Regions from separate parts of the Homo sapiens genome. Here region 2 is linked to region 1. A link is an interaction called in ENCODE POLR2A ChIA-PET data of the cell type or tissue named here. Cell type or tissue: CD4-positive, alpha-beta T cell. All regions are shown on one strand. Links, peaks and the distances in the headings refer to the core of each region. The heading gives the core; the rest is flanking DNA. Region 1 overlaps TGFBR1 (transforming growth factor beta receptor 1). Region 2 overlaps COL15A1 (collagen type XV alpha 1 chain).

Region 1 (5,386 bases), core at 251-5,250:
CCACTACAGCACAACTATACTTTTCTTCGCAGTGAGAGTATTTCCAAATATTACAAACATGTACCAACAGGCAAGTAAAAGACCTAACATGCACAATGTCCTTTATGCAGTTTGCTTCACTACAGCTGAAAGCAGATCACATCACTGCTGGCAAAGGTGAAGGCAAAAGTTGGAAGTTATTTAAAAAAAACTTTCAGGGACTAATGTCAGCCCCTTTTATCATCCAACCTATTCTTCTACCCCAGTTCTTCTGAGTAATCTGCCTTACCCCTTTTCTCCATTCTCAACACATGCCCCCTTCTCAAGGAGACGTGTCCTCTTTTCTCCCTCATCCAGCTTTGGAGTAAAGCATACTATATAGATTCTCCTTTTCTTTTTATTAAATATGTTGCTTATCTCTGTATACATGGCTAAAACCCTGACCTCCAATTCCCTCCAGCCTACTATCCTAGGTTTTGTTCCTCAAAATACTCAGTTCTTCTCAATTCAACCCTCCTGGGGCTACCTTGCAGCAGTAATATCAAAGTAAGCTTGTCAAAATAGAGAACACCATATAATGTACATAAAATTTTCCTCTAGTCCAGATAATATTTCACCCCTGAATTTAGGGCATCAGAATAAACGCCTGATTTTTTTCCAGATAAATTCCATTTACTTCTGCCACTTTTAAAGAATTTAAGATGCATTGTTTATCATTTAACCCACATCACATCTTAAAAGAACAGGGCACTCCCAAATTCACAAGCTCTTGTTTTTCCACATTATCTTCATTTTCCAGTCTCCTAGTTTCTATGGAATTAGCCAATATAATGTTAACTGATATCAGAGAAAACACACTAAGAATAGGCTGCCCAAATGGCAAGATGGGATTTAACAGGGTAACTAATACAAAGGCTTTCACTTAGATTCGAAATAAATCACACAAGTACAGCATAAAGATCTGGTTAGCAGATCTGAGGAGTTTAACAACACATTTTAGAAGAGTCAGAGCCTTTAAAAAGTATCTTTTAATCCATCAATTCTACTACTTACAGTTGTCTGAGGAAACAATAGGTGAGAGCAAAAATCTAAACTTGCAGATGTTCATTACAGTATTTTATGATTGAAAACAACCTATGTGAATGACAATACAATGACAGAATGAATCCTTATACAATCATAAATGAAAGACTATATAGCCATTAAAACTGGTATTTTAGAAGCATGTTTAAGGACAAGGGAATGGTCCTACTACTAAAGGGCAGGAAGTAAAGCTGTATAGTGTGATTACAATTACAGTCCTGTCAAGTGACCTTGTTTTTGTTCCACTTCAATGAGTTGAGGGGATATTTTAATATACAGAGCAGATGTGCACACTTTGCCTTACCCCAGGCCCTGAAAAGAAATGGAGAAACTTCTATGTCTAAAGGTGAGTGCTAAAACAATAACCAAATTTCTTATTTCCTCTCAATCTAAGTATGCTTTTACACAGTTTCTTATTAGATTTTAATTTGACTAGTGGGTAGGTATTATAAGGATATGGTAGTTAAGTTGATGGAACTCAGAGACAGAAAAACTTAAGTTAAAATCCTATCTTTGCCAGTCAGGCACTGAGTAATCCTGAGGAAGTCACTTAACTTATTTGAACCTAAATTTCTTCAACTTACTTCCTAAATTTATAACATACTAACAAACAGTACCAATCTCAGAAGGTTTGAGGGTTAATGAAATAACATACATAGAATACTTAGCACAGTGCCCAGCACATAATAAAATGTTCAAAAATTAGTTTATGCACTTTTTCAACAAGTATTTCTTTGGAGCTCCTATTACGTGCCAGTCTCTGGTCTAGATGCTAGACAGAGAATCAGAGCTAATGTTGAGACAGCTCTGGTAGGCAATACTGACACAGAACACAATATAAACCATATGCATATACAACAGTGAATGTTCATGGTACCTATCAGCTCTTTCTCCTTCATAAATATTCATACAGTTTTTCAACAATATGACTGAACAGACCTGGCTCAAGAACTTCACTACAGTAGCAGTAGGCACACACAGAAAGTATATTTTCAGTTCCAACCCAAATTAACAGTGTAGGGACACACCCAGTGTGTATATGTAATATCCCTAATAAATAAGTTAATATCTAATTAGCCATAAAATGTTCATGCTGGAAGGAATATGAACAGAAATATCAGATCCCAGCTCCTTTAGAGATGAAGAAACAGAAATGTCCTAACAGTTACATCAACATAATCTAGATTTATTCCAAAAGTACACAAAGAAAAAAAGGATTACTTGATAATCTACAGTGATTTCCACCCCTACTCCCCACAACCCCTCACGTAGGACAAAACCGAAAATTTCAACCTTTCCCTTTGGAAAGCACGAGTGGCTGTAGGAGAGACTGGCTTGGTTGCACAGATAATAAGGTGTAATAATGAACGTAAATGAAAGTGGCTGATCATCCTGGGCTAGGGGAATGACATACAAAACAGAACTGTGGTAGAGAAGGAACTGTGGTAAGAGAAGGAAGTGGTAACCACTCCCAGCTGCCATTGACTCGGGGCAGAGGAGAGCAATACCTGGGCCAGCAAACAGCGAAAGATCTGTTGGAGCCACAGTTGAAGAAATGAACTGATGGTCCTGGGCAGTTAGTAATTTTAGAAGCAGAAAGCAAGGCCTGAACACCTTTTCTCAGAACACAACAGTGAATGTAACCTGTGTAGGAAGAAAGAAAAAACCTTTAGGAGGATAGAGATAATTAGGATTGAGATTCCTGCCCTCAGATTCACAATGCAGAGAACACACCACTGATAAATGATGATGCAAAGTGCACAGATCAGAGGACAGAAAAGGGAGATTTCTCTGAAATATGACACCTAAACTAAGACTTAAGGAAAGCTAGTGAAGAAAGGAAAGTCATTTTAGGTAGAGGATATACAAAAACATTGTACAAAAGATGCCAAAATAAAAGTTTGAGCCAGGTGTGGTGGCACGCACCTGTAGTCCCAGCTATTTGGGAGGCTGGGGCACAAGGATCACTTGAGCCCCAGGAGTTTGAGGCTGCAGTGAGCCATGATCAGGCCACAGCACTCCATCCTGGGCAACAGAGTGAGATCCTGTCTCAAAAAAAAAAAAAAAAAAAAGAAAGAAAACAGTAAGGGAGTTTGGCAGTTTAGGTGATGTAAACAAAAACAAAAAAACTGATAAAATTCAACAGCTATTCATGATTTTTAAAAATCTTAGTAAACTGATAAAATTCAACAGCTATTCATGATATTTAAAAATTTCAGTAAATTGCAGAATTTAAAAAAAATTCTGAAATAATCAGATTAAATAAAAGGCATAAAAGTAGGCATTACATTTAATGTTGCATGACTGTCATTTTCCCTTGAAATCACAAATAAGAAAGAGATATCCATCACTACTTCTCAACATTGTATTAGAAGTCTGAGTGTAGTAAGTCAGAAATAAACAAAAGGAAGATAGACTGGAAAGACACAGAACTATCATTACTTGCAGAGGACAACTATGTACATGGAAAATCCAAAAGTGACCTACAGATCAACTATTAGAATCAATTAGTCAATCTAGCAAGGTCACTAATATAAGGTTACTCACTATACCAAAAAAAATTAAATTAAAAAATCATTCTTAAACCAGTAATAAATAGAAAACGTTTTTTAAAAATCTAAAAACTAGGAATAAACCTAACAAAAGACAGGTAAAGACCTCTGCAGAGAAAGCTTAAAAAATATTACTTATTGATAGAAATTACAAAGGAGATAAAATAAAATTTTAAAATGTATTTATAAATGGAGAAAAGTGACAAGTTCCTAACTGGAAGATTCAATACTGTAAAGAGGTCAATATTCCATAAAGTGATCTGTAGATTCAATAAAATCAAATCAGAATCCCCACAGGGTTTTTTTATTCAGTGGGAACTGACAAGTTGATTCTGAAATTTATATGGAAAAACAACATCGCAAGAATAACCAAAGCAATCTTTGAAAGACTTAACACTACTCGATATCAAGACTCCTAACATCATAATAATTAAGACAGTATGGTAATGGCACAAGGACAAATGGGCAAACAGAACAGAGATTACAGAGAAACAGACCCTCACATATACAACCTCTTGATTTATGATGAAGGTGATTGTACACTGGGGGAAAAAAGGTTTTACCAATAAATGGTTCTGAGTCAACCAGATATCCGTATTTTAAAAATAATAAAAATCTCATACCATAATAAATAACCAACTCCAGATACATCTCAATGTGAGAGGTAAAACCAATCTTTTAAATGAAAACACAGGAAAACATTTTTAAAACATTTGGGTCAGAAAAAGTAAGCAAACAGGATTCTAACTTAAAGCAAAAAATTGAAGGCCGGGCACGGTGGCTCACGCTGTAATCCCAATACTTTGGGAGGCCGAGGCAGGCAGATCACCTGAGGTCAGGAATTCGACACCAGCCTGGCCAACACGGTGAAACCCCATCTCTACTAAAAATACAAAAAAAAAAAAAAAAATAGCCAGGCGTGGTGGCAGATGCCTGTAATCCCAGCTACACGGGAGGCTGAGACAGGAGAATCACTTGAACCCAGGAGGCAGAGGTTGCAGTGAGCCAAGATCGCGCCACTGCATTCCAGCCTGGGTGACAACAGTGAGACTCCGTCTCATCTGAAACATTCATCTCCCTTGTCAAACAAAATACCAAAGCAAAGCAGTTAAATTGTGGTTGCAGTCTCCTAGAAGAACACAGCTGAATTGAACCAAGCAAGGACAGAAAAGCCCACCAAAAGGAAGGAGCTTTTGTATTATTTCTATATTTGCATTTTTATAATATTTTTAATCATTAAATTTTGGACTCCCTTGGAGCCTAAAGATATAAGCATCTAGTGTTGACTGAACTCCTTTCAGGGAAACATTTGCCCTTTGAGACTAAACTATGTGTATATGAAAACTTAGGCTTGAGATGTACTGTAACCAAGCTAATAAAGTTTTCAGACCTCAAAATCTACATGCCGAGACTTGGCATTAGGAATATGGGTTTCCAATTGCTGGTAGCATTGATACAGTAGCATCATGGCTACTGAAGAAAGTGGGGGGTTGGTTATTAAAAGATAAGGATCTATCAGGCTCAGAGGCATAAGGGTCTTGATGTTATTTATACCTTGGATAACTGATGATACAACACCGAAGACTATCTTGCAGAATTATGAAATCTATATGTAAGTCAATAATCACTAGTCTCTAGATAATAGTTTAGAATGGTTCACAGGTGATTATACTCATTTCTTCCATAAGATTTTCCTTTTTCCCAGTTACAGAGACTAAGCTAAATCAGATGGAAGCACCCAATTGCTTAGGGCAACTACGCTATTTCCTCAG
Region 2 (5,386 bases), core at 270-5,269, 92 kb after region 1:
AGGACATTACTCAATTTCAGCACACAGGAACCTCAAAGAACCTAATGGAGATGAGGATTCTTTTTGCTTGTGTGGCTTCTGAGACAGCACATCTTACTGCCTTGTGGATGTCTGTTGGTTTTCCTTCTGCTGTTTGTAATACTGATAACCAGTTTCTTTTCTGTTACAATTGACTATGGTCTATATGATTTTTTTTTTTTTTTTGAGATGGAGTTTTGCTCTTGTTGCCCAGGCTGGAGTGCAATGGCACGATCTCGGCTCACTGCAACCCCGGCCTCCCGGGTTCAGGTGATTCTCCTGCCTCAGCCTCCCGAGTAGCTGGGATTACAGGTGCCCACCACCATGCCCAGCTAATTTTTTGTATTTTTAGTAGAGATGGGGTTTCGCCATGTTGACCAGGCTGGTCTCAAACTCCTGACCTCAGGTGATCCACCCACCTAGGCTTACCAAAGTGCTGGGATTACAGGAGTGAGCCACCGTACCCAGCCATCTATTTGGTTTTATGGAGGCCTATAATCCAGATGTTGAACCAAACACTTCTGATAATGAAAGAAGATATAAAATAGGAAATTAGGCAACTATTTCAGTGTTTCATTTAAACATGTTGTTAGAAGGTCTAAACCCATTACTGCATCCTAGGCAAAAGCAGCTTACTTCTCTTTTCTTTCTTATACAAGGTTTAGAGAATTGTTCAAAGACCAATTGGGATTGCTTGGAGAAAGGGAAGGTGATGATGATCTAATTGTATTTCTCTTACATCAACGGAAAAGACAGAAGCTGATTTTACAATGACAGTTTGGCAGCTCAGTGAAATTACTCAAAGGCAATTACTGGCAATTCAGCATTCCACAGTAATTCTGGACACTGAAGAAAATTTCCAAGCACAAACTCTTTCCTGCCCAGGTGTCCCAGTACCTTTTGAGACTGCAGAATAACATGAATGACTTAGATTCTGAAAGTAGAAAATCAACAACAACTGTTAATACTAGGTGTGTTCCGAGAACTGAATGGCAGAATCTGCAGTGCAAAAGCAGAAAGGAATGATTTTTCAGAGATCCATCTTCTTCAGCAAGTTCTTCTGCATTCTTTCTAGAAACATTCTACTGCTGAGAAAGCAGGCTACTCCTCACCCATTCCTTCTTGGGCTAAAGATCTTAAGAGTTAGTTGATCATCTTGATTTGGGAAAAATAAAGTAAGGAATATTTCTATCATCGAACTCAGCATAGAATAATCTATTTGATAAATTCTTTTTGAGGTATCATTTAAAAAATATTTTAATTTGTATAATTTCAATACGTTTTTTGGGGAACAGATGGTATTTGGTTACGTGAGTAAGTTCTTCAGTGGTGATTTCTGAGATTTTGGTGCACCCATCACCTGAGCAGTGTATACTGTACCCAATCTGTACTCTTTTATCCCTCACTCCCTCCCACCCTTTCCCCCAAGTCTGTTGTATCAATCTTTTTTCAATTTTTTCTGGAGACGGAGTCTCACCCTGTCACCCAGGCTGAAGTGCAGTGGCGCGATCTCGGTTCACTGCAACCTCTGGCTCCCGGGTCAAGCGATTCTCCCACCTCAGCCTCCCGAGCAGCTGGGATTACAGGTTTGTGCCACTGCGCCCGGCTAATTTTTGTATTTTTAGTAGAGACGAAGTTCCACCATGTTGGTCAGGCTGGTCTTGAACTCCTGACCTCATGATCCGCCCATCTCAGCCTCCCAAAGTGCTGGGATTAGAGGTGTGAGCCACCGCACCCAGCCTGTTATATCATTCTTATGCCTTTGGGTCCTCATAGCTTAGCTCATACTTAAGATATTTGATGAATTCTTAATGAGCATCATGTTTTGATCTCAATCTCATATTTTATAATAATAATTATTATATAAAAAACATTTTTTTCCAGCTAAATAACCTGAACCTTATTCTTTGTAGAGAAAACTCCATTTTAGATAACTGCCTAGATTGGTCTATGTGCTGTGCTAAAGAGAAAGGAGGCTGATTTCACCACAGCAAATGGAAAGACTTCCCTATAAGTGGATCTATCCAACGGTGCAAGGCACTGCCTGGGCAGGAGATGAGTTCCTTGTCACTGGAGGTATGCAAGTTGAAGGGCAGATATTGTTGATGGGGAGTCAAAGATCAAACGAATCATTGGATCTTATGATCTACTACAGCCCTGAAGCTGTTCATTTCCTTTAGCACATTTTTTGTTATTTTACATACTGAATATGCACCTTGGTTTATTAGGGACTTTTTTGGTTTTGTTTTGTTTTTAAGGTAAATATCATGTGCAAAGTTTCCTGCCAGCTCTCCAGATGCAAATTTCCAAGTTCTTCCAAGTCTGTTTTTGCTTGATCAGAAAACCTCATATGTGCACAGTGCAACAAATTGAGATGCATAGCAAATTTCAGAAACAAATGTGATTGATCTCCAACATTCACCCTAGGCAAGCCTGCTGCTCCTTGCACTGCTGATTCTTCAAGCAGCTGCAGAGTGCCTGTGCAAGGGTGTTTTGTATGCAGTTGTGGGTGTGGGTATCTTTAAGTTCGAGACAGAGTATGGGAGGGGTGTGTGTGGGTGGGTGGGGGGAAGCCTGGAAGAAGAACAGGTAAGAAGAGTGTAGGTCTGTGGTGCTTCCTGCAAAATTTAATTTCTGTAAAACTGTTGGTACATGTAAAATGAGTTCTATAAAGCTTGACAATTGTATCTTTTTCTGAGAAATAAGCTTTCCACGAAAATTGAGTTATGGTTCCAATTAAAATAAACATACTCCAGAGCTGACGGAAACTAGAAATTCAGTTCAGTGATGATGGTGGTGTCTACAGAGTCAGCATTTTCCACGTCTTTGTCCATGAGAGGTTCACAGAAGGCCCCACTTCTGATCCCAGCTGAGATCTCTCTTCCTCCTCTAGACCCCAGTAAAACCCACTGATCGCATCCCTAGCACAGGGCTCACCTTGTCTTTATTGCCTTCCTTTGACAGACATGGCTTATCTCATCAAGCTGGGAACACTGCAGAGGCAGAAAGCACCCCCTACACATACACGCCCCAGGTAGCACCAGCACAGGCTTGCAGACAGGAGGCAGGACCAGCTTACAGACAGAGAATGAAGAGGATGAAGGCAGGCCAGACTCTGGGAAAAGTAGACTAATGGTGTCTGAAAAAAGTTTCATTCATGCATCAAACACTAATAGAGGCTTGTGCTAGGTTCTAAGGAGAGAGAGGCAGTACTATGCTCTATGTCAGGGTGGGGGTGAGGAGCAGACAGGTAAGCTAACACCTTTAGTGTCACTGGCAAGGGAGGTTCTCAATAGCATGGGAACTTCCTATGATGCTCATAGAAAGGGGAGGAAGGAGGGGTGCTTTCTGCTCATAATGAGTCAGGGAGAGCTCCCCAGAGGATGTATCTGAACTGGGTCTTGGAGGATGACAAAAGGAAAAGGACATCCCAAACAGGGAGAAAACCATGTGCAAAGGCCAGGAGGACAGAAGGGAAGAGCGTGCCCAGAGCATTTGGGCAGAACCAGCCCACTGGCCAAGAGGCCGTGTGAGGAGTTGGGGGATGCACTACAGAGGCAGCTTGTGCGAATCAGGAAGGGCCAGATGTCTGCACAGAGCTAGGGTGTGTCCTGCAGGCAGTTGAGCCCTTGATCTTTTCTCAGTAGCCAGGGCAGGGGCTGACGAGAGCCTGCTACAGGAAGGTGAACTGGGCAGGAGGCTGGAGGGTGGGTGGAGAGAATGGGACAGCAACTGGGAGCCCAAGGCCACCGTGCGAATGAGAAGAGATGAGTCCAGCTCAGTGGGGAGACAAAAGTGAGAGATGTGGAGGTCAGACTGGGCCATCTTGGCACTGACCAATCATACCAGGAAAGGGAGGGAAGGAGGAGTTAGAGAAGATTCCATTTCTCGCTCCAGGTGACCAGGTAGATGGCAACACCATTCACTGAAGCTAGGGGCAGACAAGAGTGGGCAGGGAAGGTGCTGAGTTCAGGCTTGGGCATGATGAGTCCCATGATGGAGACATCCAGCAGAAGTGGCCAGCAGGGGATTTCAGGAGGCCAGGGGGTCAGTCACATAAGAGGCAAGGTCAGGTTTAGGGGTCAGAGAGAGTAGTGTGGGCCTGGTGGCTCCCATGTGGTGGGACCCTCCCGTGTTCCCCGTACCTTCTCCCCTTTCATCCCGGGAAGGCCGGTGGCTCCATCAACTCCAGGCTGTCCCTCAGGGCCCTGGGGAACATCAGTGACAATCAACCCACAACATTTCTGCTAAATATCACATACACACGCTTGCTAGAAAAGGAGGGCAGGGTTGGGAGGCAGGTGAGGCTGGTGGGCCCAGGGCCTCATGTCAGGTGCAAGGCAGGAACCTAGTCCTTGGCCCAGGCTGGGTCACTGCTGACTGTGCACCTGTGGCTAACTGTCCTTCACTCTCTGGATTACATTTCCTCCTCTATGGGGAAGTTAGAGACAGGGTTGGACCAGATGGTCTCCAAGGGTCTCCTACCCCAGGCCCAGCCCTGATGGCCTATGATTCCAAGATTCTTTATGAATCTGTGTCTCCTGTACAGACGCTTCTTGACTTACAATGGGGCTACATCTGATAAACCAATTGCAAGTTGAAAATATCTTAAGTCCAAAATGCATTTAATACACCTAATCTACTGAACATCATAGCTTAGCCTAGCCTAACTTAAACATACTCAGAACACTTCCATTAGCCTATAGTTGGGCAAAGTCATCAAACACAAAGCCTATTTTATAATAAAGTGTTGAAAGTGAAAACAGAATGGCTGTATGGGTACTCAAGGTAAAGTCTCTGCTGAATGTGCATCACTTTGCACCACTGTAAAGTCAAAAACATCTTAAGCTGAACCATTCGTAAGTAGGGGGCCATCTGTATTGACTATGATAAAGCAGCAAAACAATACGTAGGATGATGTTTTTCTTGGCTGCTGCTTCTTTCGAATCTCAGCAATGATTCAGATGAGGAGGATTTCTGTTTACAAACAGCTAGCTGCTCTCTCCCCATCGCGAACCTTGGACAGTGCTGGGTTTTGCAATCTGTACACCCCTCCCCTGCTAAAGGAAGCCCCACAGCCACAGAGATGGGGAGAAGACTTCAGTTGCTCACCGGGGGCCCAGGTTCACCAGCAGGTCCATCCTCTCCAGGAGATCCAGGGGGTCCCATGAAAACATCAGTTCCTGGTTTTCCTGGAATCCCAGGTAAGCCAGGTGGCCCTGGGGGTCCTGGAGGACCCTAAAAACACAAAGACTCTGTTAGAAACAGTGGGGGAATACCGAATGAGATACTGAGTATGTGCTTCATGCAATCTCTCAAATTCTTTCAACAATCCTACATGTAGGGTTTGGTGATCCCACTTAGCAGA

What was found. Peaks named below come from ENCODE experiments on the same cell type or tissue, not always from the same donor. Only the 100,000 strongest peaks of a DNase experiment are listed, where the experiment ranks them.
Region 2: POLR2A ChIA-PET joins it to region 1 with 5 read pairs; 14 of 35 experiments call an interaction of 5 or more read pairs at or near these places.

Annotation. Positions count from the first base shown.
Region 1 is chr9:99,116,392-99,121,777 of GRCh38, reverse strand. All of the region lies in intron 1 of TGFBR1 (transforming growth factor beta receptor 1), which reads right to left. Among named protein-coding and RNA genes, the nearest start is that of TGFBR1, 14 kb to the right of the region's middle. In CD4-positive, alpha-beta T cell, for the core only: no CTCF peak of the experiment used is centred there; a DNase peak (open chromatin) is centred at 2,507; H3K4me3 peaks cover 736 bases.
Region 2 is chr9:99,024,744-99,030,129 of GRCh38, reverse strand. COL15A1 (collagen type XV alpha 1 chain) reads right to left here. Exons shown (of 42, transcript NM_001855.5): 15 at 5,131-5,256; 16 at 4,164-4,226. Among named protein-coding and RNA genes, the nearest start is that of TGFBR1, 78 kb to the left of the region's middle. In CD4-positive, alpha-beta T cell, for the core only: no CTCF peak of the experiment used is centred there; no DNase peak of the experiment used is centred there.